Regions from separate parts of the Homo sapiens genome. Here regions 1 and 3 are each linked to region 2. A link is a loop called in an ENCODE intact Hi-C map of the cell type or tissue named here. Cell type or tissue: heart right ventricle. All regions are shown on one strand. Links, peaks and the distances in the headings refer to the core of each region. The heading gives the core; the rest is flanking DNA. Region 1 has its middle 7.1 kb from the start of IGSF21. Region 2 overlaps ARHGEF10L (Rho guanine nucleotide exchange factor 10 like). Region 3 has its middle 49 kb from the start of PAX7.

Region 1 (10,431 bases), core at 901-8,900, 450 kb before region 2:
TGGGCATTCCTACTCTCTGGCCCCAGCTGCAAATCGGCGTGCAGCTAGGCAGGTGGACAGCATCAGTTCCTCAGGTGAACCCTGAATTGGTGGGGCTTCCTGGCTGCGCTCCCTGCAGCCCAGCCCTTGGAGATGAGGGCCAGGGAGCAGGTGGGATTCCAGGGCCCCTTAGTGATGTTTCTTCCCAGCCATGGTTCACACCAGCTAGAAAAGAGAGCCAGCAGAAGGAGCTAGAGAATGGCATCTGAGGATATGCTAGTGAGGAGGAAAGCAGGCCTAACAGCCAAGGGAGGGTTGCTTCCTAGGACCAAGGATTGGGGCTGGTGTGTTGGAGATCTCCTTCAGCCCCAAGACTTCTGAATCACCTCAATTCTCTTTAACATCACCCTGTATTATAATTATTATTATGCCTAGCCAGTGCCTGACACATAGTGGATCCTCAATAAATACCAGTTGGATGAATGCGTGAATGAATGAATGAATGAATGAATGAATGAGGGTAGGTCATTCAGTCTTATCCACTCTGTTCCTCAGCTCCTTGCACAAGTCTGGCACTTGGTAGGCGTCCTGTGGCAGTGAACCTCCTTGGAGCGCCAGGATCACATATTCTGACTGGGCCCATCAGAGAGGAGGTGTCTGCTCAGGTGCGCAGTTTGGTTTTGCCCAAAGGGGCCTGGCTGTGATGTGCATGTCTATGGCCATATGGTAACCATAGTGGTTAATACGGCTGCCTTCACAGGCCCCTCCAGGGAAGCCCACTCCTCCAGCTCCTGTTTCATAAGATATAGCTTTAAAGCCTTTCCTTTGTCCCAGAGAAAGACATCTCTGGAGCACTGAGAAGCACAGTTAGCAGAGGGCACAGGGTGGGGTGCCTTAGCCAAAGGAAAAGGTCACGCGGGACAGCCCTGGGGCTTTTAATTTGCTTAACATCCCTTGGCTCCTGTCTCCTAATGGATCGGCAGGGCCTCCACTTTGCAGTCCTGGCACTCAGACCCATGAGTCACGGCAGGACAGGCCTCTTCCTCGGACACTGGCTGAGCTGGAGTCCTTGGCGGAGGTGTGGCTGTTTGCCCCCAGCCTCCCTCTGTTCATGGTGCTGAGTTAGGCTCTCCCAACAGAGTGCACTACAGCACAAAGCAAACTTCTACTCCGCGGACCCCAGGGAATAGCCCCAGAGGTCAAAGGGCCCCTCTGTGACCTCTAGTCCCCACCCTCCCTGCCAGGAAAGGGGAGGGACGCAGCACATGACTGCCTACCCCAACCTGGCTCCCAAGGGAATGGGCTCTGCTGGTTTGCAGCAGGACACCCAGTGAGGTTCAATAATAAGAGTCTGAAGCACTTATGAAAGTGCCTCTTTGTGCCGGGTGCTGTGAAAGTATTTAATGTATATAAATTCATTGACACCACACAATAATGTATGAGGTGGGTCCCATCATTAGTCCTGTCTTACAGTTGGGAAAGCTGAGGCACAGAGAAGTTAAGCAACTTTCTCAGTACAATACAGCTATGAATAGGACCAGATTCCAACCTAGGAAGAGCTCAAGAACCAGAGTTCCCAAACACCTTACCTAGACACAGTACACCACACATACACACAGGCACACACATACAAGTGTACACACACACACACAAGTGTACACAGACACACACAAGTGTACACACATACAGCCACACACATAAGTGTCCACACACCAACACAGGCACAAGCAGAAGTGTACACACACAAACACAGGCACACACAAGCATACACACATACACACAGGCACACACACATGCCCACAAATGCCCACACACAGGCACACACACACAAATGTCCACACACACAGGCACACACATGTGTACACACACACATGTCCACATGCACATACAGGAACACACACACAAATGCCCACACACACACACACAGGGGCGCACACACACACACCCAGGCACACACACACAGACACGTGTCCTCACACACAGGCACGCACACACACGTGTCCACACACACATACAGGAACATACAACACGTGTCCACACACATACAGGAACACACAACACGTGTCCACACACATATATAGGAACACACACACACGTGTCCACACACACATACAGGAACACACACAGATGTCCACACACACATACAGGAACGCTCACATACAGGAACACACGCACACGTGTCCGCACACACATACAGGAACACACACACATGTCCACACACACAGGAACACACACACGTGTCCACACACATATACACAGACACACATCTTGGAAGCCAGTATTTGTATATAAAAACTCATGAATCCAGTGCGTTCCACCTCTCTTATCTCATTTAATCCTCCTGTAAGTCCTCTGTGGCAATTTCATTTATGTCTGGTTTACAGATAAGGAAACTGAGTCTCAGAGAAATGAAAATAATTACCCAAGGTGGCCAGGGTAGAGGATACTGGATTCTGGGGACAGGGATCTAGCGTGGACTTCCCCAGGCAGGCCCTGCCCCAGGGGTCCACATTTCTCTCCCTCTCTATCCTCCTCTCTCCCTCTCTCATCAACCCACTCCTGCAGTCCTCCGGCTTTCCTATCCTGCATTCTGCCTCTCTGTGCTGGGAATTAAACCTCCACCAGCCTCCATCGCAGTCAGGACAGAGCTTTTTATTGTTTGTTTAAATTAAATGCAACCGAAAGTGACATCTTAACACCAGTGACCCAAATTGATATGGAGTCAGCCACTTGGAATTAAGTCCAATGCTCCATCCTTAATGAACCTCAGCCCCACCTGGACTCTCAAGTTCCATCACATCTTCCCGGTAGAAGATGTCAGCAGGTGTGCGTGGGAATCTCGAGCTGTGGGCTGGGGAAGGGGCCTCAGCATTATGGGACCAGAGAAAAGGGATGGACCCAGGAGGACCATTGCTCCCCAAACTGGGTCTCACTGACCATTTGTTTTGCAGGTTTGTAATAAACATTTCTTGCAAGAGAGTTTCATGGCTAAATATATTCAAGAAGTGCTACAAACTCAGCTGTTCTCCACTTAGAAGTTTATAGTTCACGTGAGCCTATGAAAGGTTATGAGAAGTCCTGCAGTTTTTTGTGTTTGGCTTGTCTATGTTCATTTTCCAGTTTTATTTTGTTGAAGTCCACACTTGTTTGGCCTCAGAACCCTCTTTCCATTAATATCTATTAACATCGTGTGAGCAAGAGCTCTGGGAATCACAGGGTGGAAAATGCCGCTCTGGCCCTGAACAAGCCTCCTGATCTCTTCCTCGATATCATAGCAGTAGAAATAGTAATAATAATAACAACAACTACTGCCAATTGATGCCATTTATTGAGAGCTTACTATGTGCCAAGTGCTATACTTTGCTTGTACTATTCATTGAATTCTTTCCAGAATCTTGTAGGTCATTTCTGTGTTTAGACCATGGAATAAACAAGAATAATGAGACACTTAGAAATGCAAGCCCTGGCCTAAGGGCATAGAGTCAATAAGAGGTGAAGCTGGCATTTGAACCCAGATGATCTCTTCTAACTAGTCCCTGCTTCCAGACCCAGCCTCCCCAGTTCATCCACCCTGCTGCCGTTGGAGAGACCTTTCTCCTGCACGGTTCTCACCATGTCTGTACCTCAACTCCTCTGCTCTCTGTTTTCACAGCACTCCCTATTGTTGAAGGTCCAAGCTCTTTAGTATGCCCCTTTGGCTGCATCCTAAGCCCCCTCTGGTTTTGTCCCTCCTTCCCCTGCTCTCACTCACCTCATGCTCTGGATCATTCTATGTCCCTCCAACACTAGGGGTTTTGTTGCGTCTCTGCCTTTGCTGGTGCTGTTCTTCCTGTCTGATAGCCATCTCCCCTTCTCCAACCAACAATTCCCATTCATACATTAAGGCCAAGGTTGATAGTCACATCTGTTGGGAAGCCTTTCTTTCGCCTCCCTCAGAGTCAGGCGTAACTCACCTTTCCGATCACAGGCCAGCACCTATAACATTGTTTTATGGATCTGTGGGAATGTGACCAACATAAGGGTAGGGAACACAGCTGATTCATCTCTTTATTGACTGTGTCTGGCAGGTGGTAGGTGCTTAAGAAAGTGACTGTTGGATAAATGCAAGGAAGGAAGTTGGTTATGAGAATTACTGGGTGGGTGGATGAATGGATGGGTGGATGGATGTGAGAATGATTGTATGGATGGATATGGGAATCATTGGATGAATGGATGGATGGATGGGTGAGTGGGCAGATGAGTAATGGTAGGTGGGTGGGTGGGTTGACAGAAGGATTAGAGAAAGGATTGTTGGGTGGATAAGGGCATGGATGGAGGCATGGATAGATGAACCGAGGTTAGAAAGCATCAGCAAGATTTTTACTTTTTCCTGTATCGCTGCACTTGCTAAGTGTGAGACACATGGACCAACAGATATTAGTCATAGTTAGAACGTGCCAACAGATGTAGTCAAGTGTACCGGCTTAATGCATGGGCTCCAGAGTTGGCCTGCCTAGGCTCAAATCCCAGCTTCAGCACTCAAAAAAAAAATGACGGTTGGAAGGGAGGAAGGAAGGAAGAAAGGAAGAAAGGAAGGAAGGAAAGAGGGAAGGGGGTAGGTAGGGAGGGAGTTGCGAAGAAGGGAAGGAAGAAAGGAAGGAAGGAAGGGAGGAAAGAGGAAGGGAGGGGAGGGAGGGGAGGGAGAAGAAGGAGGGAGGGAGGGAGGAAGGAAGGAAAGAAAGGAGGAACTTCTGTAAGAACTTGTGCAAATTATTTAACGTTCCTGTGTTTCCATTTCCTCATCTGTAAAATGGGACTGGGTCTAAGAGTACCAACCTCATCAAGCTGTGTTGATTTATTAAGACAATGCTTCAAATGACATAAGCACCCAATAAACATTAGCTGTAACAACTCTTACTGAAAGCCAAGGCAGCCATACGATGCTGTAATTATCCCACACTGTGGCTCCTTCTTTTTGTCCTTAGCTTCCTGCATTCTTAAGTGGAGAGAGGTGGATAAAGACTCCCAGGGTCAAGATCTCAAGGGACTCAGATGTTGGCCATGACTCCAAATCAAAGAAAAAAGCCAATGGGAACAGAACCTGTGATTTGTTTTTCCTCTGTGGCATTTTCCAGCATTAGTCAGTCCATTCCTGGCTCTGGACTCTTGTCTCCACGATTGTCAAGACGGGGCTGGGATCTTCTGAGGTCACCCTTGGAGCGGCCTCTTTCCTCCTTTCCTGGACAAGCTGCAATATCACACATTGACAACAGGTGGCGCCATCGAATACATGATTTGTTCCGTTTTTACAACCTTTCAAGTTCAAGGGCCTATCTATATTCCGTAAAACCGAATCAGCTTCCTGTTTTACGAGTTCTTTAGGCTTTATTATATTTGCAGTGAGGCAGGCTATTACAAAACACAAATCCTTAAGCTCCTTAATTAGCCACAATTGTAGGATGGGTCCATAATACTATAGATGAGACCCAAAGCAAGACTGTCGGCTCCCTGCACTCTTGGAGGGGCATTTTGTCCCTCCTGCATAACGCAGCAATGCTCTCTTCGGTCGGTTCACGCATGTGTCTTGCCTCCCCAGGTAATAGTCCATGCTTTGGGAAGTCTGGGCCCATTTCACTTTGTTCCTTATTATCTTCCACACCTCCCCTCTCTGGCCTGGGTCACGTGGTTCTGGAGGAACCCGGAGCAAAGAAGGAAGGTCCGGCTAACCAGGCTCGTCACTCAGTTGGGAATGAAGAGGTATTTGTTACAAAAGGCCTCTGATTAATTACAAACGCCATCCGGCGAAGCCTGACAATTTCCTCAGCCTATTTTCCCTCTTGAGTTTCTAGGCCCTGAAACATTGTAGAAAATCCCCATTTGATTTATAAGATAGGGAAGTGATTTCATTTCTCTGGGCTTCACAGTTTTCATTTGTAAGAGGCAAAGGCTGGGCTGGCTTTCCGAGGCCCCTGAAAACCTATGGCTTGTCTGGGCACAAATCCACCTCCGCTTTCCTTCTCTTCATCTCTTCCTTCCTGTGCCACTATGGAAGCGATTACTCTGCACCTGGCACTGAGCTAGGACTTGGGAGACTGGCTTTCTGGAGGAGGTGAGACCTAAAGCTCTGAAGGATGCCCAAGTTAGCCAGGGAAAGAAAAGCTTTGGGGGCAGAGCTGCATGTGCAATGCCTTACAAAAGCATGCAGCAGAGATTGCCTTCCAGGAGAGAGCAGGTGGTCCAGGAAGGCTGGAACTAGGTGGTGTAGGGGGAGGAGGCTGTGAGGTTAAGCAGGATTATTGTAAACCACACAGGGCTGATGAAGGACAGTGCAGGAACAATGAAAACTGCATTGAACAAATGAGTGAGATGCACATGCCAGTTTGAGATTTGGTGACTCTCGACATTAGATCCTTCTGTACCGACCAGTTCCTTCTCAGCCCCAGAAGATGCTTCGTCATCCTTGGAGCCCTGACATCTCCACCAAGGTGCTCTTTTTCTTCCTCCTTTCTCTCTGTACTACTGATTGAAGACGAAGCAATCCCATACCCCTGCCGGTCACCTAACACTATCTCCCCTCCCTGACTTCCTTGTGTTGACTTCCACCCATGCTCAGCCTCCTGTCCTGCTCTCCATTGACCCTGGCAAGAGGATGATCCTACAAGGAGGCAATTGATGAATCAGACTGGAATGTTTCCCTGGAATGAAAGGCTATTGGGAGGCACATAGGGAAAATCACTTACCTTTCAAAGCTATCTTTTCCTGAAAAGAGTGCTAATGGACTGCTAGCACTGGGAACATAGAGGCATTGTTCATGCTTTTAATGACTTCAAAGGAAGGTGCCTAGGCACTGGGGGCATGGCAGCTGAGAGGCATAGGCTCAGCCCAATCCCTAACAGCATTACACCAGGGTCCCTAAACAAGTGGTTCTAGTGGATCACTGCTACTGCTGAGGGTTCGAATAACACACATGTTTATTGGGCTTCTCTGGACCAGGCACTGAGCTGGGTACAAGGGACACAGAAGCAAAAGGACATGGTTTGTGCCCTGAGGAGCACACAGTTGGCAAGTGTTGGTACAGAATCAAGACCACCTGAGTGCCAACATCTCAGGGCAGACAGCCTGTCTCTGCTCACCAGATCTCGTTGCCAGCAGAGCTGTACCCACTGCCTGATCCACTTACTTTCTGCTTCCCAGATGCCTCTCTCAGGCTCCTTCCCTCCTGCTGTGTCCCCAGACCTCACCTCACTCAGGCCTCCACATAAAGGAAGGACAGTTGAGCCTCCCCAGAACTGACATCTGCTCAATTCCTTGGACCTCATTTTCTGTACAAAGCACCACCCTCAACTATCCACATCCAGGTTACCTGGGTATACCCAGGGTTACAAGCTGATCAGGTTAGCCCCCTTAAAATCCTTCACTGGCTCCTCAGGGCCTGTACACTAAAGCCAGCATTCCTGGAATGGTTTACAAGGGTCTTCAGCTCTATCCTGGGTTCACTTCTGCAGCTTTGTTCACATGTTCAGTTCTCAGAGTTCACGAAGCTCTCTCTCTTGATTGCAGACCTTTCTACATGCTGCCCCCTCTGCTGAGATAGCCATCCAAGCTCCCCTCCCTCTCCCATCTCCCCTACCCTGTCCCATGCACCCCACACACATCCTTTAAGCTGGCTAATTTCTGCTCCTGCTCCAGAGCTCAGCTTTCTTTGTCATAGTTCAGGAAGCCTACATTGGATGCCTTCTCTTGGCCTTTTCAGCCTCTGTGCTTGCACCAGGGGATTAAGACTATAGTGGTCAGATGGGCAAAGTACAGGGTGGGTGTATTAGTCCATTTTGTGTTTCTATAAAGGAATACCTGAGACTGGTAATTGATAAAGAAAGAGGTTTATTTGGCTCATGGTTTTGGGGGCTGTACAAGCATGGCACCAGCATATGCTCAGCTTCTGGTGAGGCTTCAGGAAGCTCTTACTCCTGGTGGAAGGTAGAGGGGGAGCAGGAGTGCCACATGGCAAGAGAGGGAGCAAGAGAAAGAGGAGGAGGTGTCAGGCTCTTCTTAACAATCAGATCTCACAGTAACCTCAAGAGGTAGACCTCACTCACTACTTCAGGGAGGGCACCAAACACCTCCTATTAGGCCCCACTTCCAACACTGAAGATCAATTCCAACAAGAGATTTGGAAGTGACAAATATCCAAAATATATCAGGGAAGAAGAAAGGAGAAGGGAAAGAGGGAGAGAGGAAAGAAGAAAGAAAGAAAGAAAGAAAGAAAGAAAGAAAGAAAGAAAGAAAGAAAGAAAGAAAGAAAGAGAGAAAGAGAGAGAGAGAGAGGGAGGGAGGGAGGGAGAAAGGGAGGGAGAGAGAAAGGGAGGGAGAAAGGAGGGAGATAGGGACTGGGGAGGAAGAGAGAAAGGGAAAGAAGGAAAGAAGGAAGGAAGGGAAGAAAGAAAGAGAGAAAGAAAGAGAGAGAGAGAAAGAAAGGAAAGAAAGAAAGAAAGAAAGAAAGGAGGGAGGGAGGGAAGAAGGAAGGAAGAAAGGAAGGAAAGAAAGAGGGAGAGAAGGAGGGAGGAAGGAAGAAAGGAAGGGAGGAAGGAAGGAAACAAGGAGGAAAGGAAGGAAGGAAGAAGGGAGGGAGGGAAAAGAGGACAGGCAGGAGCAGAAGTCTAAATGTACAGCAAGGCTCAGCACCAGAAATCAGAACAAAGTCAAGGAACCATTGAAAGGTTGCCATGGCCAGAAAAGAAGCTCAGCTTCTTCTGAGAATGGCACCTTTCTTAGCTACAGCCTTGACCGGACAGGAGCAAAGTTGCTGGTCCTCACTCCAAGAGGTCTTAACTCACGAACGCCTCCTGGGACCTTCCTTTAAAGGAAGAAATGGTGTTTGGTGGCACATTGGGTTTTGGAGGGCAGAAGGCTGGAGCCCACATACCTGCAGGCAGCTCCCAGGGAGTGGGGTTCAGGGGTCTGTAAAGAGATGGATGCTGAGGGGCCCGTGCACTCCTTTAGCTGGTACCGTCCTCCCTGGCAGGACCAGCTCTCCATCCCAGGGAGGCCAAGGGAGTCCCCGGTGCCCAGGGACCCACAGTCTTCCTGGCTCCTACTTCCACGTCCAGCACTTACTCGCCAAGATAATTAAATTCCACCTCCCTCCAGCTGCCCCCTTGCAATGTCAGGAGGGACACACGCCTCTCCTTGAGAGCCGCTCCTTGCCTCTGTTCCATAAGCCCCGTATTTCACACCCCGAGTGGCTGCATTTCAGCGGTGGGTGAAGTGGTTTTACTTTTATCGTGCACGCAGGCATATAAATATGTACGAGCAGCTCAGAAGAACTTTAGGGTCTCTCTGGAAGGAAGGCTCAGTATGAGTGTGAGGGAGCATGGTAATTAGTTCATCCAGGGCATGGGCTCTGCTGGGTACGAAGGTGCCTCTCCTGGCCTGGCAGCATCCCTGGCCCCATCTCCTGAGAATGATGTCTACCCTGATACACTCCTGAGAACAGGGTGAGGCCTTGGCAAACTTTCCATAACAAAGCTTAAAAACAAAACAAAAGCAAACAAAAGCACCCTGATCTGGGTTCCCACCTTAACTCAGCCACTTCCTGGCTCTGTGACCTTGGATGAGGTCCTTGCCCTCGCTGGGCCTTCGTATCTCTATCTACAAAGTGGAGTTAAATGTGCCTTCCCTGGAAGCCTCCCAGGTTTTTTTTCCTTAAGGAAGAAATATGACGAAGAATTTGTATATTACTCTGAGAACAGTAATATACAACTGGAAAAGGCCTATCATTATTCCTCCCCAGTCATTCATTTGGAGCAGGTGAGAGACAGTACAAGGCCGCATCTAGTAATGCAAACAATGGCTGCTCCAGGCATTGCAGGTTTCCTCACCTGTCTTAGAAAGGAGGACAGGAAATAGCATTCATTGACCTCCAGCTCCAGGGCTGGGTGCTTTACATAGATAATCACATTTGAACATGACAGTAAGGCAGTGCAAGGCATGTTATTACTGTTTACTGATGAGGAAAACTGAAGTTCAGAAAGGGTAAGGAATTAGTGCCAGGCCACAAGGCTATGGAGTGGTCCAGCCCAGGTTTGACGGCAGGTGAGGGTGACACTTCTCTAGCTGGCCTATAGAGTTGCTGTCTCAGGTGCCTGCTTTCCACAAGGGATGGTCTGTGTGCTCCAGTCAGAGGATGTGCCGTACTGTGCTGAGTCCCCCAGAGCAGCCCCACAGTGACGCTGGCTGAAGAGCAAACACATGGTCTGGAAGAAAGCTCATTAGGCCAATGCCCCCTCTGAAAGCTGCATCCCAGCAACCCAGGTCCAGCTTTCATCAGGATTAGGTTGTTGGGTTGGAACAGATAGAGGATGGTTTCCATCTGCCAGGTCCCCAGAGTCAGAGAGAGAGAGAGAGAGAGAGAGAGAGGAACCAAGGGCTTTGGTGAGTATGTGCCTGGGAAAAAGATGGATTTTAGGGCAATTA
Region 2 (10,431 bases), core at 1,570-9,569:
CGCCCAACCAGGGATAGTCCCGCATCCCCACCCAAGGCGTGGCAATGCCCTTGTGCCTTCTCAGAGGCAGGGGAGAACCCAGGTAGCACGCCAGCAAGGACAGTGGCCGGCTGTCTCAGCTCCGGGCCCCAGCACCCTGCTGCATGCCTGACACCTCAGGGGCACTGGCTTCTTGAGCAAATGAAGGAGTGAATGAATGAATGAGAACAAGCAGATGCTCCTGAGGACAGCAGAGTGACTGCCATGGCCACATTGCTCTTGGCCTCAGTTTCCCTGTCTCTCAGCTGCAGGTGGGACTCTGAGGCCACTCCAGCTCTGCCAGTCCATTCCTCCACGTGGCCTGGTCACCCTGGAGCCTGGACAGTCTACTCTCAGCTGCTGGTTCTGTGGGTTCTGTCCTACAGACCTATATGTGTCTGGTCCTGTCCTTCTCCAATAAGCCAAAGCATGGCCAGGAATGCCAGTTTTAGCAGGAATGCCAGTCTTGGTCTCAGCCTAACCCGGCAGGACAGTGAACATGTCACTTCAAACACCAGCAAATATTTCATGGAGTACCTGCTTCTAGACGAAGATGAGGGGTCTAGATTTTCACAATCCCTGGACCCTCCACACCACCAGGGCCACTATGGTGGGTTCTGAGGTTGATACAGAGCCTGCGAGGTTGATGCGGGTGCAGTTCCAAGCCCTGGCTCTGCTGCTGGGATGGGTGGGGGTATCTGAGGGGTATCTAAGGCCTCAGTGAATCTGGATGAGGGCCAAGCTGATGCCAGTCCCACAGCTGGTCACGGACCAGGTGGATGATTCAAGACCTGGCCGCATGTAATCCAGGTGGAAGGTGATGGGGGTGAATCCTGCCCACCACATACCATGTAGCAGGTCCTGAGAACACAGCTGCCTGCTTGGGCCACCTCTGAAAGATACCACTGGGTACGGGTGGGGAGACCAGGTAAGGCAAGCCCCTTCTCAGGGGCCTCCTTGGCCACAGCCAAACTGGACACCCAGAGAGTAGGTTCACTGGGAGAGCGTGACCACCAAATTCACCTGCCCAGGTGGTGCCTCAGCCTCCCAGCCAGCCAACCTGCCTCCCCTCCTGTCTACCAGCCAGAGGGAACCCAGTGCTTGGCCACCTCTAACATGCCTCTCTACTCCCTGACACACTGAGACAAGTTGGAGCCCTCGCAAACAGCTCTGTCTGCCCCCGGGTCACGCCCAGTGCCACTTCCTCTTCCAGCTGTCCAGCAAAATGGCTTCCTCTCCGGGTTCCCCCACCAAATCAAGCATTCTCCTGCCTCTGGGCCTTTGCGTATACTGTTCCCTCTACCAAGAACACCATTCCCCCAACTCTCCACTTGCCTGGCTTCTTAAGATCTCAGCCCCAGGATCCCCCTCCTCAGGGAGGCCTTTGCAGCACAGCTTGCCCCACACTTGGGCAGTGAGGCTCTCACACAACACTCTTTCCTTTCCGTCGGAGCCCTCGGCATCATGTACAGTCTTATACTTCTGCTTGTTTACTAACCGATTCCCTCTCCCTCTATAGACTGTAAGCTCCATGAGAGCAGGCGGCCTGTCCATTTTGCTCACCACTGTGTCCATGGCATATAGTACGTGCTCAGTAAGCGTTTGGTACACACATGTTTGCAAGGCAGGAAAGCTGGTAGAACATCTCAGCCTTCAGACCCCATGTCCTCCACTCTACCTGGACAAGCCAAAGCCCCCTCACATCTGCAGAGAGCTCAGCCTGGGAGGCAGGGTACTGGGTGCAGGTTCAGCTCAGTCAGGGGGCTCTGGACAGTCTGCTCCCATCCAGAAAATGAGGGCGTGGGGTTCAATGGTCCCAGTGGCTCTTTTGGTCCTGACTAACAGGCTCCAACCCCAGACTAGAAGCCAATGGGTGGACCCCAAACCCCATGTTTTGGGGTAAACTGTGCCTCCTCATCTGTATGTTGAGGTCCCAGCCCCCAGTACCTCAGAATATGACCTCCTTGGGAAGTAAGGTCATTGCAGATGTAATTAGTTAAGATGAGTTCATACTGGAGAGGGACAGGTCCCTAATCCAATATGACTTGTGTCCTCATAAAAAAGTGAAATTTGCACACAGACACACAGCCAGGGAAAACACCATGCAGAGGCTGGAGTTCTGCTGCCACAGGCAAGGAAACACCTGAAGCAGCTGGGAGTAAGGCCCTTCCCTAGTGCCTTCTGAGGGCACATGACCCATCCAAACACGGACCCCAGGCTTCCAGCCTCTAGGATATGCGACGCTACATGTCTGCCATTTGTGGTCCTTGTCAGGGCAGCCTCACCTCCTTCCAACCCAGGTGCCCAAACTGGTGAATCGAGCAGTAAGAGGGAATGGGCCAAAGCCAACCCAAGCTGGGGACCAGAGCGCCAGGGTGGCACAGGCCGGGCTCACAGTGTTCCGTGGGAGCCGGTTGGGAGTGGTCGCTCTAGAACTCCCCATGAGTCTCCGCAGATCTGAGCCCATATTTACATTCACATGCACGCTCTGTCTGACGGTGAGAAGGGTTTTTTCCCTCCCTCTTCCCCCTTTAATTAAAAACTATAAATGCCTTATCAAAAGCTAATTAAAAATACCAACACAGTGCCAAGTGGCAAAAAAAAAAAAATTAGCTCAGTACAAATATCCGTTTATAACCCTGTAACAGGCTGTGATGACGCGGCAATCACAGCCTGGCTGGCGGAAAAGGCAGGGGAGAAGAGACGCTGCGGGCCCTTCAGGCTCCTCTGCCCCTTCCAGGGGACTGGGGGCTGGCTACACTCTCTACTCAGCCCCCTTCATCAAATCGGGGCTGAACAAGCCCAGAGGATGGGGACCACAGCACTCCACATGGCTGGGGAGAAGGTGCGTCTGGTCTCCAGTCAGCATCATCTCAGTAAAGCAAAGGAAATTCTCAAGGGGTGCATGAGAATTAAGATAACACACACGCATTAAGCACTTTACCCCTGCCCTGGAGCACAGCAGTCCAAACACGGTTAGCCCTGCCCTCCTGCCCTCCTGACATCGTAACCTGTGCTAGGGATGGCTCAATAAAACAACCCAGATGGAAATACTTGACTCCACTGAGCCCTTGGCCTGGCCCTGTGCTTTGCCCTCATGGAGTTGTCTAACCCTCCAGGACCCATGAGTGGTGGGCACTGCCCTTATTCTCATGAAGAGTCCCAGGCACCAAAGAAGGGAGGCCACGCAACAAGGGATACAGCTGTCATCGGGCAAAGCCTGAACGGGAAGCCAGGTCTCTCCAACCTGCGAGTACCTCTCTTATCCACTACAGTCTCCTGTCAACAGGTTCCACTGCCCACATGGTAGTGAGCACCCTATTCCAGCAGGTATTCACATATGGGGGACCACCCATTGAACCCCAGCGGGGCTCACGGATCTCCAAATGCCCTCAGCACTGAGATTTCCCAATTCATTCCTGCCCAGCCTCCTGTATCCTCTCTTGGTAGAGAATCTGGCACCCAGCTGGCATCCAGGACTGCCCCCCTTCCCCCATTCCCCCCAGTCCTCACCGCTGGTCCGAGGGTAAGCAGCAAGGGTCCCATCCTGCAGGCCAGCGAGCAGGTGGAAGGGGCTGTGTCGCAGGCAGAGCACAGGCTGCAGACCTGGGCTCCTGCAGCTCACCAGGCACTGGGTGCCAGTGTCCACACTGCTGTAGAGGAGGATGCTGCGGGGAGAGGTTGGAGAAGCGGTCATGACACACTGAGCACTCCCACCCACTCACTGCCCCCATGCCCTCCTAGGGAGAGGGCCCCAGGGAGCTGACCCCTCTCAGCCACGCCTTTCGGCTGTGTGGCCAGGCCATAGCTCCACCATGCGGGAGCTCACTTTTCCATGGTTTTCTGGGACGGTACCCTCCCTGACACCTCTGTCACGAAGAGGACTCAGGGAGGCAAAAGAGCCAGCCATTCTGCCTGGGAGGAGCCAGGCAACTGCACTGCAGGCCGCTCCCGACACTTTGGCTCCCACACTGGGCAGCTCTGGTGCCCACCTTCCTGGAGACCAGGGGCAGAGAATGTTGGTGGGCAACAGGCAGATCCGGAAGGCTACAGGGACAGCCCCCACCCACTGCCCAGCCCTGCAGAGGCTGCTCTCACCCCTCCTTCCGGGCCCCTCACCTGCCATCCTGGAGCCCGAGGCAGATGGTTGGATGCACCGTGGCCGAGGGGTCAGCAACTGTCGGGCTCTCGTCTCTGCTCTCCGCCTCCTCCTCCAGCTCCGGGATATACTCCATGCAGAGCACAGGGGCTGCCAGTGGGAAGGACTTGACGGTGCGGGGCGAGGGCCGGTTCAAGGAAAAGATTTCCACCTGGCCCCCTGCGCCTTCCTGTCCGCCCCCGACCTGGGAGCAGAGACCCAGAGAGGCCATCAGGTGGGAACCACAGGAGGGAGCAGAGGAGGACCTCAGCCCCTGCTTTCCCAAGGACCCCATCCCCTGAGAGAAGCATCCCTTCTCCTGCCCACACACATCCTGCCTTCACAAAGGTCATTTATCCCCAGCTGCCATGGCAACAAATAAGCTTCAGGGCCCACAGGAAATCAGGTAAGGAGCTAAGGTGGACTAAATACTCAGTCAGCTTTCTATTTCCTCCTCTGCAGGGTGCATTTCAACCAATATAAAGTAAACATCTACTCCATCCCTTTAAAATGCCCTTCTCTGTGTTGACCATTGTTTTACCTCTGTGTCTAGCATATGATAGATACATACTCAATATATTCTTGTTGGATGGATGGATGGATAGATGGATGGATGGATGGATGGATGGATGGATGGATGGATGGACAGATGATAGACAGATAGATGGAAGGATGTATCGGTGAATGAATGGATGGGTGGGTGGGTGGATGGATGGACAGATAAATAAATGGATGGATTAAATATATATTCTTGTTGGATGGATAAATGGATAGGTAGGTGGGTGGGTGGATGGATAGATGGATAGGTGGGTGGATAGATGGATGGATGATGGATGGATGGATATACCATGTGCTAGATCATGGGAAATGATGAGGAACAAATCACTCTCAGAAGGGAAGCAGCAATGACAGGGCACAATTTGCAGCACAAGGAACATAGTGGAGGGTACCTCACTTGAATCAAGGGAGGCTTTGCCAGGAAGCCCAAGGATAGAAAGGTGGGCTGGAATGTCTGCATGAGTAGGGCACTAGCCAGCCCTGCCTCCTGACTCCAGGGGTGAAGATCCTGAGACCCAGGTCCTCTGCACAGCTCCCCCTTTCACTTCCTTCTCAGCCCTGTCACCATTTGCAAAAGGCACACTCTCTTTTTAGCTCCCTGGTTTTCTGTTGCCCCAGATGAGGTTGCACCTCCCAACTCCAAATGCAGTGCCTGGCACCAGAGGTGCCCAGGAAGACCTTGGTGGATGAAGCTGCATGAGATGAGGCAGGCAGCTGCTGTCTCCAGCACCCCCTCCCAGGTGCCGCTCTCCCTACTCCTGTCCTGAGGCCAGAATGCCCAGCTGGGCAGGGGGGTGACTCACCCAGAGGTAGCCCTGTGGAAGGGAGGTGCTGACTGCTGAGAAACCCAGCAGGGGACAGTTGACAGGACTGTGGACCAGGGCCCCAAGCTGCAGAGACAGAGACGGTACATGTGAGGTTAATCATCAAGGTGCCCAGATGCCAATATTTGGCAGATTCCTGGGCCCCATCCAACTCTCCCTGGATTAGAATCCCTGTGGGTGGGGGCCAGGAAAGCAACATGCTTCACGAGTGCCTGCTTCTCCAGGCAGTTCCTACACGCTCACATTTGTTCTTCCTTTCCTAGAACCTTCCGGCTAGAAGAGGCCTGCAAGAGGCTCTGTATCAGCCCAGGGTCTCTGAAAGTGAGCAGCTTTCAGATAAGATTTCTTGAAAGCCACCCACCCCTCCTTATTTTACAAACAGGGAAATGAGGGTCACAGAGGGCAGGTGACTACCCTAGACCACAGAGGAGGTGAGTGGCAGGGCTGGGCGGCTTGTGAGGGCCACGCACAGAAACCAGGGCTCAGCCTGTCACCGCTGTCACCAGTAACCACCTTCCGCCTGCTCCCCCCTGAATCAGCTGCCACAGACCCCATGTTGGGTGGCCTCTCTCTGAGGCCTGTCTCCTGAGCTAGACCTGGTCAGTCCCTCTCTCTGGCCAGGACAGCAATTCTAGGAAATGGCCTGGCCCACTCATGGGCCACACTGAAGGAGAAGACAGAGTAGAGACTGCTCTTGGCTGGAAGGAGGATGCAGCCGACCACTGGGCCCTTTTCCAGGCAGCTGCTGCCCTCTGCTGGTGCTAAAGGCCCCAGCCGTCCCTGGACCCATTGTTAGAATATTCTAACAAAATTTCTAATGGCCATGGGCGAGGGCCCTAAGAGGTCACCTCATCCAGCCTCCTCATTGCGCAGATGCCAACTTGAAGGTCAGAGGGAGGCGTGCCTGGCTCAATGTCACACAGCATGTTAGTGGCAGAGTGAGGGCTAGAATTCAAACCTTCAACATCTGGTTCAGGGCTCTTTCTATTCTGGTTGAATTTTACCCCAGAAGCCTGGCTGCACACCAGAGGCCTTGGCACTCTGGGGCCCCAGTTCTGCCTGCTGAAAAAGTGTGTCCTCACATTCAGAGCAGGGGGCTTCGCTAAGCCCGGCCTCTGGGCTCCCTGTCTTCTCTGCTTCCTGGTGGCAGCATCTAGTTGAGGGTGCATGCCCTTTCTGCTGGGCTGATGCTCTCTCTGCTCCCTTGGTGGAGACGAGGCCACGGCAGCCCCTGCTGAGGCATTTCCATGGCAACTCCAGTGGGCCCTGATGTCAGCTGAGTCAACAGAGCCGGGTCGAAGATGGTGGAAAATACTCAAATGGCTCCTCTCCTTCACAGGCAAGGCCCTAGCCCCTAAATGTCTTGCCTGTGCCAGGAAACTGGGAAGTCAAGGCACCCTATGCAGAAGAGAGGAGGGGAGCACGAAGCTGTGAAGGGAAGCAGCTTTAGGTACAGCCAACACGGCTCCAGCCCCAGCTCAGTGGTTACCATCTGGATGGTACTGAACAAATCAGGTCCTCACCTACAGAGCAGAGACCCTGAAATCTCTCAGGATGGCCGTGGGGACTGGAGAGGGAAAGTGTAAAGCACCCGGCCCAGGGCCAGGTACCCAGTACCCTGCAGCTACTAAGGCTTACCAAGGGCCTCTCATGGGATATTCTAGCACTTCACACACCTTAGCTCATTTCATCATCAGAGCAAGGCTATGAGGGCAGAGCCATCAAGGATGAGCAGGAGACAGGGTACACGGCCAACAGCAGTTCTGGCTGAGGTTGGTGAAGGTCAAGACACAGCCCAATGAGCTTGTGAGCTTTGGCCTAAGCAAGCCTGGCCACAGACCCCCTGTGGGTCTGGGCTACACCCCTTAGGCTCCCAAGGTGCTCGAGTTTTAAAGCATCTCAGAGCAGGCAGCACCCCCAGCCCCATCCCCAAGGCCCTGTCCCCAGGTGGGCTCTGAGACTGACCATCAGGGAAATGGGTTTGCGCTGAACCCTCCCTGCCCTCCTGCCACCCCTCCAGAGACAGCATTCCCCCTTGGATGGAGCCAGGGGTCCAAGAAGAACCTTCGACACCGTAGTAGTCAGGCGTTCAGAAATGCCACAGAATAGACTCCGGTGTCCTCACCTTCCTGGGGACCAGGGTGTCCTCAGGTGTTTGCTTCTGTTTCTTGACCCCTGAGCGCACCCCATGCAACTGGCTAAGCACTTGACCCAAATCATATCCTTTAATCCTCAAGGTGACCCAGTCAGGAAGGTGCTGTGACCACCCTAGTTTAAGATACCATGAGCTGAGGCAGCATTCCTGATGTCACACTGTTGGGACTCAATCCAAGGCAGGTGGCCCCTGCTGATGCTCCTTCACACTCCCAACTGATTCCCTTGAGTCAGAAGGCCTTGGTGTGGCCCAGCGTGGGCAGGGGCCACTGTCAGCACAGACAAGAGACCTACTCCTGCCTCCTGCCCCAACACCCCTGATCCCTTGAAGGAAAGAACCCAACACATCCTCATCCACTGGTACAGAGTGCCGACCCTGTCTACACTGTGGCCAGCAACTCCCTCTGCCCAGCCCAAGCCCTCCCTAGACAAATAGTCTGGGCCACTGCTCGCCATGAGGCCAGCCAGAGCTGGAGTCACCCCCTGCCCCAGGACCACCTGGAAACGTGGTGAGCTGGAAGGGGGCCTGGGCAGAGGTTCACACAGTCACATCTGCTTCTGCAGTAATTGGACAGGGCCTTGGTACTCCCAGGCCCTATTTCATCAGGCTGCCAGCACACAGCTGATGGGGCACATTTGTCTGGACTGGTGGTGGGGTGGGGTAGGGTGTGGGCAGAGGGGGACAGCGATTTGAGGCCTAGCTAGTGCAGCCAGGCAGGCTCTGCTCTGGCTTCTGGGAGCTCCACAGGCCCCTTACCACAGAGAGTCACTCGCCTCCCTCCACTAGCCCTGGCGCTCCTAAGGAGACAGTGAGCCGGGGCCAGCAGGACTGAGGATGCTTCTGGCCTACATATTCCTGGGCCCTGAGAGCTCGCACTGAGGAGGTTCGTGGGCCCTGGTTCCCCAGGTTCGAGGTGGCAGAGGCTCCCCACCTGGATGGGGGTTTCTTTTGGGGAGGCCTTGGAGGCAGTGGCCAGTTCTGTGACTCCACCACTGGGGTCTGATCTGTCAGGGCTCAGCCTGCATCCTGTGCTCTCAAGAGACCCAAGGCCCTGGGGGAGACAGGAGAATCCAACGCCCACCATAAAGTCACCCAGGGCCAGCCTTCTGCAGGGATGCGCTAAGGCCAAGCTGGCCGCAGGCACAGTGGGCCCTGATACTCCCTACTCCATGGTCGCTGCCTCCAGCCCAAGGCCCCAGGGCCCACAGGTAACCCCCCATCTGGCATACGCCATCTATCACCAGTTAAGCCTGTCCCACCCCAACACATCCCCAATGTGTCCACCTCCCTTGCCGACGGCCTCCACCAGGGCCAGGACTAGGGTGATAGACTGGGGCACCTAGCTTGGGTACAAAATTTAAAAGGGCACCAAAAACTCAGTCACAAAAATGTATATATATAGAGAGAGAGTAAGGCAACTTTAAAAAAATCAATATTAATGCAAAAAATCCACACTGAATAGTTATTTAAAAGTTTAAATACAGACAAAACTTCACCCTACACTTGCACGACCCTGGCTCACTTGCCTCACCCTAATCCTGGCCCTTTATGTATCAAGAGACAAAAAGAGCGGCCAAACCACAAGGAAAAATTTGCTGATTTGATTATATTTACGCACTGCATTAAAATAGTATTTATCTTAATTATTGAGATTTTTGACATCGGCTGAAATTTTGTGCCTGAGGCAAAGGCGCCTTACTCCAGTCACAGCCCTGGCCTCCGCCCACATCAAGTCTTGCCACGTCTCAGCAGGACCCTGAGCTGAGCTCTGAGCTGCTCCCTCCAGGTCCATTTTTTTTTTTTTTTTTTTTTTTGAGACAGGGTCTTACTCTGTCACCCAGGCTGGAATGCAGTGGCATGATTTCGGCTCACTGCAACCTCCGCTTCCCGGGTTCAAGTGTTTTTTCCACCTCAGCCTCTCCAGTAGCTAGGACTACAGGTGTGCACCATCAAGCTCAGCTAATTTTTGTATTTTTGGTAGAGACAGGGTTTCACCATGTTGGCCAGGCTGGTCTCAAACTCCTGACCTCAAGTGATCCACCTGCCTTGGCCTCCCAAAATCCTGGGATTACAGACGTGAGCTACCTCACCCAGCCGACATCCAGTCCTTTTGTATTATTTACTTATTTATTTGAGACAGGGTCTCACTCTGTCCCCTAGGCTGGAGTGCAGTGGTACAATCACAGCTCACTGCAGCCTCAACCTCCTGGGCTCAAGCGATCCTCCCACCTCAGCCTCCCAAGTAGCTGGGACTATAGGCTCATGGCACACCTGGCTAATTTTTTTTTATTTTTATTTTGTAGAGATGGGGATCTTACTATGTTGCCCAGGCTGGTCTCGAACTCCTGGACTCAAGTGACCCTCCCACCTCAGCCTCCCAAAGTGCTGGGATTACAGGCATGAGCCACCACGCTCAGTCCCGGTATCCATTCTTATCTGCAATTCACTCTCACACACCAGCCAGAAGGATCCAAAAAATGCGAACTATATATCAAATTGTGCTAGTCCCTAGCTTGGGAAACATCTGTTTCCAAGGCTTTTTACTGCTCTGAGAACAAAATCCAAAGCTGACCCAGCCTGCAAGGCTGGCGTGGTCCAGCTCACCCACCAGCGAACCTCGGGGCCCGCCCTCTCTCCTCCTGCCTCGCCTGGCTTCCCCCACTGTTTCTGCTGCACCCTCTGTGTGGGTTTGTCTACTGGGAATATTGTTCCCATCCCTGGGCTGAATCCTTCTCGCC
Region 3 (10,431 bases), core at 1,042-9,041, 930 kb before region 2:
GGACCCAAGGAGAGAGCGATTGTGTGATTTGTGCAAGGTCACAGACCCAGGAAGAGGCTGAGCCAGAGTTTGAACCCAGATCTATCTGACTCTGAAGTCTTCTTTCTGCTGCACGAGCCCTCCCTGCTCAATGTGTTGAGCTCTGCACATAAAGCTATAAAGGGTGTTGAGTGGGGCTGAACCAGGCCCGTGCCTGGCTCTAGGCCATCCATGACCATGGCTATGACCTGGCCAGGCAGGATGCTCTGTGGGATGCACTTTCCACCAGGCTGAGTACAGGTACAGCAGTGGTGTAGTGGGTAGGGCCTCAGTTTCCCCTTTTATACCATAGGAGTTGGACTAATCAACATCTAAACCTTCTGAAATCTTGGGCTTTGAAGGGGAGGGTGGGGTTACGTAGGGCCTGGAGGGCCTTTGAGGGTGTCCAGGTGCCTCCCTCGGACACCTGAACTAGAACCTCAGGCTGACCTCACCTGAGCTAGAGGTGAACCACTCTAATTCAGGGAATTCTCCCGGGGCCTCTGGGCTGCTTAATACTCGGCCATTTCTTGAAACAGCTTTATCAAGATGTAATTGACACACAATAAATGGCAGATATTTAAAGTCTACCATGTGACAGTTTCTTTTTCTTTCTCTTTTTTTTTTTTTTTGAGACAGAGTCTTGCTCAGTCACTCAGGCTGGAGTGCAGTGGTGCGATCTTGGCTCATTGCAACCTCTGCCTCCAGAGTTCAAGTGATTCTTCTGCCTCAGCCTCTCGAGTAGCTGGGACTACAGGCACGCACCACTGCATCCAGCTAATTTTCTGTATTTTTAGTAGAGATGGGGTTTCACCATGTTGGCCAGGCTGGTTTTGAAATCCTGACCTCAAGTGATCCACTCACCTTGGCCTCCCAAAGTGTTGGGATTACGGGCTTGAGCCACTGTGCCTGGCCCATGTGATAGTTTTGATATATGCGTACATTATCGAAACCATACCCAAAATCAAGGTAAGGAATGTATTCATCATCCTCAAAAGCTTCCCTGTGTACCTGTGTAACCCTGCCTTCTCCCAGCTTCCCCCCACCCCCACTCCCTGCAACCACTGACCTGCTTTCTGTCACTACAGATTAGTTTGCATTTTCTAGAGTTTTATATAAATGGAATCATACCGTATGGATTCATTTTGGTCTGGCTTCTTTCTTCAGCACAATTATCTTGAAATTCATCCACGTTGCCATGTGTATTCCTAGTTCCTTCCTTTTTGTTGCTAAATAGTGTTCTGCTGTGTGGACGTACCACAGTTTGGCCATTCACCTGCTGATGGACGTTTGGGTTATTTCCAGTTTTTGGTTACTTCCAATCAAGCTTTGAGGAACACACGTGCACAAGTGTTTGTGTGGACACATGCTTTCTTTTCTCTTGGGTAAACATCTAGGAACCGAATGGGTGAATTATGTGGTAGGTGTAAGTTTAACTTTTTCAGAAATCACCAAACTTTTCCTTTGTTTTTCTTTTCTTTTCTTTTTTTTTGAGACGGAGTCTCGCTCTGTCACCCAGGCTGAAGTGCAGTCACACGATCTCGGCTCACTGCAACCTCCGCCTCCCGGGTTCAAGTGATTCTCCTGCCTCAGCCTCCCGAGTAACTGGGATTACAGGTACACACCACGATGCCTGGCTAATTTTTGCATTTTTAGTAGAGAGAGGGATTCACCATGTTGGCCAGGCTGGTCTCGAACCTGGCCTCAAGTGACCTGCCCGCCTCGGCCTCCCAAAGTGCTGGGATTACAGGCGTGAGCCACTGCGCCCAGCCTCACCACACTCTTCTGAAGTGGTTGTACCATTTTTCATTCCCAGAAGAAGAGTCCTGTTTCCGTGCCAACACTTGGCATCTCACTGTGTTTGTGACTGGCATTTCTCTAATGACTAATGAGGTTGAGCATCTTTTCATGTGCTTACTTGCCATCCACATATTCTCCTTGGCGCAGCATCTGTTAAACCTTTTGCCTGTTACAGATGGAATGTCAGGCTATTTTTAGGTTCCAGCAGATGGTGCTGCAGGATCTAAGACTTCCTTCCGCGTTGATGCTGCCATTTCTCTCCCTATGGCAACAACCTTTCCACATTGCTCTTGCCACACCCCCTACCCCCAGTGGATCAGTCAGATCTACAGAAGGTTGATCTCAGTGCCTTCTGAAGATCCCTCCTAGCCTTCCATTCCAGGGCGCTATAACCTCAGCTCCCATTCTGGCCCTGACTCTCACTGTGTGATGCTGAGCAAGTTGTGTCACCCCTCTCTGAGCCTTAGCTGCTATTTGTAATACAGAGATATTGGATTGGGCCATGACTTAGGACCTTCCCAGCTTCGCCACTTACCAGCTGTGTGACCTTGGGCAAGTTACTTAACCTCTCTGTGCTTCAGTGCCCTCATTTGGACATGGGGATGATAACATGGTAGCAGCTGGCACATAGGGTTGCTGTGAAGACCTGATGAAATGATACAGGTGGAGCCCTTAGAACAGAGCCGGCACATAGTATATACTCAGTAAAACCTCGGCTCTTCTTGGACAGTCTAAGATCTATCTCTCAACTGCTCAACTACCCACCTTTGTACAAGCTGCAGTTTGTTCCGTTTTGAACTTTTGCACGGGCTTTCCTTCCTCAAATTGCTCACTCTCATACTTTCAGTCTGTCCATAATTTTCTTTGCTTTAAATGTACTGTAATGTTTGCCTCCTCCATGCAGCCAGTCATGATAAACTCCAAACCCTTGTCAAACCCTTCCTGCACATGGGCCAGACTTCATTTTCTGGGCATTGATTTGCCTTTGTCTCTTTGTGGCTTTGTTTTAATGCTGTTTTCATCTTGGTGTCACTCTTCCTTCTGAGACTGAAGCCTCCAAAAGCAGAAGCTTGGCTTCCCCCATTTGACCTGGGGATCCCTGAAGGCAGAGGCTGGGTCTCTTCCATCAGACTGGAGGCTCTTGAAGGGAAGGGGCCAGGCCAGCGTATCGCATCAAAGATTGGCCCAGAGGCTTGCAAACCCTGCTCCTGACAGCATGTGCAGAGCTTGTGCTGTACCATCACCCTGGACCCCAGGGGAGACCTGGCCAGAACCACACCCACACCCTGGCTCCGCCCCTCTCTGCAGGCCAGCTTTTGGCCAGAGTGGGTCAGCCCAGGGCTCCCAAGGCTCCCAGAGGAGCCTGGGCCATGGCTGGGAGTGGAGGCGGCTTTGACAGAGGGCCATGGAGCCAGCTATTAAATGTTTTCTGATGCCAGGAACAAATCTGTGTATTGACCTGAGGCCAGAAGAATGATGTCACTCTGAAAGAGCAATGGCTCCCCGGAGAGTGTCTAAATGGGTCAATGCATCTCTGTAAAGGCGGCTAAGTGGGTGGCCTGGGTTGCAGGGATGGGTTGAGCCAGAACCCCAGGGACCCAGCTCAGCTCACCATGGGCTGGGCAGTGCCAGGCAGGCAGCGCCTGGGCCCCTACTTCTTTGGACAGAAAAGTCTCACACCCACAGACAGCGGGAGTAGACTAAAATGGACAGCCTTGGAATCCCGTGACTGAGGCCAGATGTGGATTCACATTCCAGGGACAACCTTGGGACAGTCAGATTGGGAGCATTGTTACTGGAAAGCACATTGGAGATAGTTCCAGGCTGCTTTGCTACTTACCAGCATTGTGGCTTTGGACAAATTGCTAAACCTCTCAGAGCTTGTTTCCACATCTGTAAAGTGGGGATAACTCCAGTGTCTACTTTAAAGCGTGGATATGAGGAGCAATACATGTTAGCTATTAATACCATTATTGTGCAGCATTCTTATTTTACAGACGAGGAGACCAAGATTCAGAGAGGTGCAGTGACCTGCCCAAAGTTGCCCAGCAAGCTAGTGCTAAGACAGGCTGTGCTCCCAGATCTCCCGGTTCTAAGTCCATGGAGATGAGAGTTGGGACTCTGCTGAGAGATGGCTGAATGTAGCAGGAGAGCACAGCCACCGGGCCTGGGTGCAAATCCTGGCTCTGCCAAGCTGTGTGACTTTGGAAAAATAACTGGAAATCCCCCAAATTCGATTTTCTTGATATAAAAATGGGGTTCTTGATGGCAAAACCGCAAAGTTACAAGAGTAAAAAGGAAATAGACCCAAAGAACCTGGTCGTGCTGGGGATATGGGTGGGTGGGTTAGGCTGGAGCTGAGGCAAGGAAGGCAAAGGAAGGAGGCCACACAGGCAGAATGCCCACACTGGCCACAGGCAGGAAGCCAAGTTCGAAGGCCAGGAACTCATGGGAAGGGCTCCCTTCTGCCCTGGGGTTCTCGGAAATGCTGGTTCTTCAGCCCAGAACACTTTCCTTCCCTCTTCACCTAGTTAATGTTTTGCTCTTCCTTCAGCTCTCAGCTCAAGCACCACCTCCTTCAGGAAGCCCTCCCTGACTTCCCCATCCAGGTCAAGTCCCCTTATCGTGGGCTCATCCAGTGGTCTTTACTTCCTAATAGGAAATCAGCTTTATAATTCAATAGCATTGATGAGTCATCATTGTATATTTATTTTTGTGATTCTTTGATTAATATCTGGCACCACTACTGGGCTGCAAGTTGGGTGAGGACAGGGGTGGCGTCTGCCTCTCTCTTTCCATAAAGAAGGCTCTCAGCCTCTGTAAACTCACCCAAGGAAGAGGGAACACACTCATGAATGAGCTTGTTGCCTAAAGTGTAGTGGAGAAGCGATTTTACGTGGCACATGAATACAATTTTTGAAGGTATATACTTAGTGTTTATTGGTAGCAGGACAAAATGCGACCAGCACATCATACTTGGGATTTTGCAGACATTATTGCCCAGGATGAGGCTAGCTAAAACAAGTGAGTTGATTTAAAGAAAAATATACCGAGTAAATAATAGTTCAGGCCAGGTGTGGTGGCTCGTGCCTGTAATCCCAGCAGTTTGGGAGTCCGAGGCAGGCAGATAACTTGAGGTCAGAAGTTTGAGACCAGCCTGACCAACATGGTGAAACCCCCATCTCTACTAAAAACACTAAAATTAGCCAGGCGTGGTGACATGAGCCTGTAATCCCAGCTACTCGGGAGGGTGAGGCAGAGAATCGCTTGAATCCAGGGGGTGGAGGTTACAGTGAGACAAGATCGCGCCACTGCACTCCAGCCTGGGTGACAGGGTGAGACTTTGTCTCAAAATAATAATAATAATAATAATAATAATAATAATAATAATAATAGTTCAGGTGGTTTTGTGTGCTGTCGTGACAACAAAATGAAGATGGCACGGGAGGGCCTGAGGTTTTTGGGGTGCAAGGCCCAGCCCTGTCCAAAGAGCTCTTGGGCGGAGGGCTGCAGGGCTGCGGAAGGACGCGAGGTGGCGCCAGCGTCCCACCAGACGCAGGTGTGGGCCGGATCGCGCCTTCCGGTACCCTGGATGCCTGCGCCCCTCAGGACATCCCTCCAGGGACCTTGGGGTGAGCTCTTGAGGAGAGGGAGCTACACTGCTTCGCTGGAGGTGGCCCAGGAGCAGGAACAGAAGCCTTACCAGAGCTTGGGAGTGGAGGTGGGCACCTGCCCAGCCTCTTCTCCAGCCACAGCAGATATGCCTGGTCGCTCTTCCACAGGGGCTGAAAGATGGAGCCTGGACACAGAGACCCCCTGCCCTGCAGTGAGTGGGGACCCTCAGGGGAAAGCCAGCTAGACCAAGCCAGAAGGTGTAGTGGGTTCTGGTTGGATACACGTGAGTTCAAAGCCTGGTTCTGCCATTAAACAGCTGTGTGACCTTGGGCAAGTTGCTTAACTTTTCTGTGCCTCACATCCCTCACTTGCACATCAGGAAAAAGAATACACATCTCATCAAACGGTGGGTGGGTCAGGTGAATTGATACGAGCTTGGAACCGAGCCTGATGCAGAGAGCATTCCCTAACGTCAGGATACGCAGTGAATTTTGTCGAATGAATGGTGAAGGAGAGATGGTGGAGGGAGCACAGGTGGTGCCTCTGGGTTCTGTCCAGATGGCAGTGTGTCCCCAGGATACACGTGCCAGAGTCATGCCAGGGATCAGGGCAGGATCCCATCTGGATGGCACACATTGGCACACACCTATTGGTGCCCACGTGATGCCATTTATCCATCTGTGCAAACCAGGAACCACACACTGAGGGCTGGGGCACTCACGTGGCCTCAGAGGGTGGGGGTTTAGGGGATCAACTCAGGAGCCAGACTCCCGGGGCTCTGATCTTACCAGCCAGGTGACCTTGAGTGAGTCCTTCCAGTCCCGTGGGCTTTAGTTTGTCCACTTTTAAGATGGGGGCCGTGCCACTGACCTTGTGGGGATGCTGTGATGACTAAAGGTTGTGTCAGGCACACAGTACATTCCCATCAGATATAAACTTCCTTCATCCTTTACTATACCCCCTGCCCCAGGGGGCTTCCTTAAAGAGTGAGGACAGTGGGGACAGAGCCATGAGGCAGCCATGGGAAGTGGGTGCCTGGTCCTGGGCAGACTCCTAGTGAGGAGATGGGGAGGGGCACAGGAGTCCTGTTATGCCCGAGCTCAGGGACACCCCAGCAGCCCAGTACCTCTTCCCCCAGGAAAGCCCATTCATCGTCGGCTAAAGGAGGCAGGGATGTGTGGCCATGACCATGGCGTTTTATGAGTTTATAAACTGCTGAGGACACGGCTGCTCTGAGCTCCAGGCTGTTAATGGACCATCAATTCATGCTCCAGCTGGTTTTATGGGGTGCTGGGCAGGCAGGTGTTGGCCCCTGACTGCCCCTGCCTGAGGCCCCAGGCTTGTCTCTGGCGGCTTTTGGAAGCCAGCGGTGCTACTCATGGCAGAGCTCTGCCTGGCTGCCATGCCCCTGAGCCAGTGGGAGGAGAAAGACAAGTTCTCAGCCTCAGTTGACTCAACTCTAAAATGGGAATAGGCTGGGTGTGGTGGCTCACACCTGTAATCCCAACACTTTGGGAGGCTGAGGTGAGCAGATTGCTTGAACCCAGGAGTTTGAGACCAGCCTGGGCAACATGGAAAAACCCCAACTCTACAAAAATTACAAAACTTAGCCAGGTGTGGTGGCATGTGCCTGTAGCCCCAGCTACTCGGGAGGCTGAGGTGGGAGGATCACTTGAGCCCAGGAGGTGGAGGTTTCAGTGAGCTGATACTGCACCACTGCACTCCAGCCTGGGCAACAGAGTGAGACCCTGTCTCAGAAAAAATAAAAATAAAAATAAAAATAAAAATAAAATAAAATAAAATACAATGGGAATAATCATGCCCACCTCTCGGAGGGGCCAGGAAGCTGAAATAAAGTCACATCCAGTCCATCAGGGAGTCCTGGTTGGTGCCTGATATGGTTTGGCTGTGTCCCCACCCAAATCTCATCTTGAATTGTAGTTCCCATAATCCTCACTTGTCATGGGAGGGGCCTGGTAGGAGGTAAATGAATCATGGGGGCGGTTACCCCATGCCGTTCTCGTGGTAGTGAGTGAGTTCTCACGAGATCTGATGGTTTTATAAAGGGCCTTTCCCCCTTTACTCAGCACTTCTCCTTCCTGTTGCCATGTAAGGAAGGATGTGTTTGCTTCTTCTTCTGCCATGATTGTAAGTTTTCTGAGGCCTCCCCAGCCCTGCGGAACTGTGAGTTAATTAAACTTCTTTCCTTTATAAATTACCCAGTCTCGGGCAGTCCTTCATAGCAGCCTGAGAACGGACTAATACAGGGCCCTACCTTCAGAATACATCCTGGCTCTGATCTCTTCTACCCGCCTCCACTGGGCCACCCTGCTCTGAGTTATCATCCTCTCACACCTGGACTCTAGGCAGCCTCCTCACTGCTCCCATCCCTGCCCCCTACAAGTCTCCACGCAGCAGCCAGAGGAAGTTATTTAAAATTTTTTTTTTTTTTGAGATGGAGTCTCGCTCTGTCACCCAGGCTGGAGTGCAGTGGCATGATCTCTGCTCACTGCAAGCTCCACCTCCCAGGTTCATGCCTCCTGCTTCAGCCTCCTGAGTAGCTGGGGCTACAGGCGCCCACCACCACGCCCGGCTAATTTTTTTGTATTTTTAGTAGAGACGGGGTTTCACCGTGTTAACTAGGATGGTCGCGATCTCCTGACTTTGTGATCCGCCTGCCTCAGCCTCCCAAAGTGCTGGGATTACAGGCATGAGCCACCGCGCCCGGGCTTTTTAAATTTTTTTTTGGAGATAGGGTCTCACTCTGCGGCCCAGGCTAGAGTAAAGTGATGTGATCATGGCTGATTGACCTCCCTGAGCTCAGGTGATCCTCCCACCTCACCCTCCTGAGTAGCTGGGACCACAGGTGCACACCACTACACCTGGCTAATTTTGTATTTTTTTTGTAAAGACAGGGTCTCGCTATGTTGTCCAGGTTGGTCTTGAACTCCTGAGCTCTAGCAATTTGCCCACCTCGGCCTCCCACAGTGCTGGGATTACAGGCGTGAGCCACTGTGCCAGCTTCAGAGAGAGCATTGAAAAATATGAGTCAGATCCTGTTGTCCCTCTGCTCAGCACTCTGCAGCAAGCCCCAGAGTAAAGCCAGAGTTTTTCTGGGCCTCGTCTCCTGCTACTTCCACTTTGTTCCAGCCCCTCTGGCCTTCTCGCTGTTCTGGAACGGGACAGCCTCTTCCTGCCCCAGGGTCTTTCCACAGGCTAAACCTTCCTCACATGCCTGCTTGGCTCATCCCCTTACCTCCTTTAGGTCTTTGCTCAAAATCATCTCTCAGTGGGGTCCACTCTGAGCACCTGATGAAAACTGAGATTCTCTCAGCAGGATCAATCCCTTTTCCCCATGCAGTTTGTCTTTTTCTATTGCCCTTACCACCTATTACATAATTTACTTATTTATTATGATTTAATTTTCTTTCTTTCCCTGAGAGAAAAATCAGCTCTGCACAGTCATGGAGCTTTGTGTTTGTCACTACTATCTCCCAAGTGCCCAGAAAAACACCTGGCATATAGTAGGTGCTCAATAAATGTTTGCTGACGGCACATATGGAAAGGTCCCAGAGTTCTGCCTGGGACATCTAGGCATTTGAGATGTGGTAGCAGCTGTCATTACAAATCCTGAGAGGTTCTGTTTTTGTTTTTGTTTTGATGGAGTCTCACTCTGTCTCCCAGCCCGGACTGCAGTGGCATGATCTGAGCTCACTGCAGCCTCTGCCTCCCAGGCTCAAGTGATTCTCCCACCTCCTGAGTAGCTGGGATGACAGGCCTGTGGCAGCATGCCCTACTGATTTTTGTATTTTTAGTAGAGACGGGGTTTCACCATGTTGGCCAGGCTGGTCTCAAACTCCTGGCCTCAAGTTGTCCATGATGAAAGGTTCCTGTGTATTTCAAATGGCCTGTGCAGGTGACCATCTGGCAAAGCCATCAGTGATAAAGAAAAGCCAGGCCACGGCAGAGGCCCTAGCCAGGCCCATATCCCAAGGGCTGTTGACTGACAGCTCAACCCTTCTCCAGAGGCTGGAAGTGGTTCAGAGCTGGGAACAGAGAGAAAAGCAAGGTCCAGAGAATGGGGGAGTCCCCTCTGTGGGTGAGAACATCATGCTCAGCCCACTCGCCATGGAGCTGGAGGGCAGGACACCTGCGTCCATGAAGGCCTAAGAGCAGCCCCACTGTTCAGTCCATACCAGACTCTGCCCTGGATACTGGTACCCTGGGATGAGCGTGCAGAGAAGGTCTTGGAGGAGCTTTGGAAGGGCTTCCTGTGTTCAGTCATCTATCTGTTATTCGGAGCACAGAAAGGCTAAATGACTTGTCCACCTTTATGTGCCTAGGAATTAAAGGGGTCTGCCTGGGTCTAGGCCTGTCTGATTCCAAAGGTTGTTCTCATCTTGTTTGTGTAGGTGCGGGAACCAGCACAGTGTATGGCCCCAGGGGGTGGGGGTTCAGGAGATTTTTGTGAAAGACCAATAATTGGAGAATGTGGGCTGTTCAAATGTGTCTTTGTCCTTGTCCAGGCCTTCTCAGAAAGACAAGTGGGGGCAATGGATCAGGGACAACTTTCTGAGGCCGGTGGGCTCTGGTGAGCTCAAATGTGGGGGAAGGAAGCCCCAGATGCTAAAAAGCTGACTCTGTCTTCCACATGTTCAGGGAGTTTTGCCCAGAAGTGAAGACGGGGTGGAAACTCACTCGTCTGTGCTGGTCCTTGTGGGGGAGGGCTGAAGGGAGGGCTGAAGAGAGAGCGAAGAGAGCTTTCTACATTTCATCTCCACTGCTGAGGGTCCTGCCCGCTTTGGAAGGCACCACTTTCCTGGGCCCAGAGAGGCTCAGCTAGTTTTCTGTGGTCACAAAGCATAATGTTGGTGATGATGGTGATGATGATTATGGTGGTGATGGTGGCGATGAGAGTGTTGATGATGATGGCAGTGGTGGTGACAGTGATGACCTGGTGAAAATGACCTGTTTGTTTACTGTGTGCTTATTATGTGG

The links. Hi-C counts contacts between places; a loop is a spot of excess contacts. Peaks named below come from ENCODE experiments on the same cell type or tissue, not always from the same donor. Only the 100,000 strongest peaks of a DNase experiment are listed, where the experiment ranks them.
Region 1: it touches region 2 in a loop (3-fold over the local background); 49 of 110 quality-filtered maps call a loop at or near these places.
Region 3: it touches region 2 in a loop (5-fold over the local background); 41 of 110 quality-filtered maps call a loop at or near these places.

The regions. Positions count from the first base shown.
Region 1 is chr1:18,095,470-18,105,900 of GRCh38, reverse strand. No RefSeq gene overlaps it. Among named protein-coding and RNA genes, the nearest start is that of IGSF21, 7.1 kb to the left of the region's middle. RefSeq lists an enhancer at 6,455-6,977. In heart right ventricle, for the core only: CTCF peaks have their summits at 5,024 and 5,228 (motif pointing right); a DNase peak (open chromatin) is centred at 5,200; H3K27me3 peaks cover 5,244 bases.
Region 2 is chr1:17,649,809-17,660,239 of GRCh38, reverse strand. It overlaps ARHGEF10L (Rho guanine nucleotide exchange factor 10 like), which reads right to left. Exons shown (of 29, transcript NM_018125.4): 23 at 5,518-5,604; 24 at 4,138-4,361; 25 at 3,532-3,686. Among named protein-coding and RNA genes, the nearest start is that of LINC02810, 63 kb to the left of the region's middle. In heart right ventricle, for the core only: a CTCF peak has its summit at 6,305 (motif pointing left); a DNase peak (open chromatin) is centred at 6,314; H3K27ac peaks cover 1,879 bases.
Region 3 is chr1:18,576,535-18,586,965 of GRCh38, reverse strand. No RefSeq gene overlaps it. Among named protein-coding and RNA genes, the nearest start is that of PAX7, 49 kb to the left of the region's middle. In heart right ventricle, for the core only: a CTCF peak has its summit at 5,343 (motif pointing right); DNase peaks (open chromatin) are centred at 3,065 and 3,425; H3K27me3 peaks cover 2,559 bases.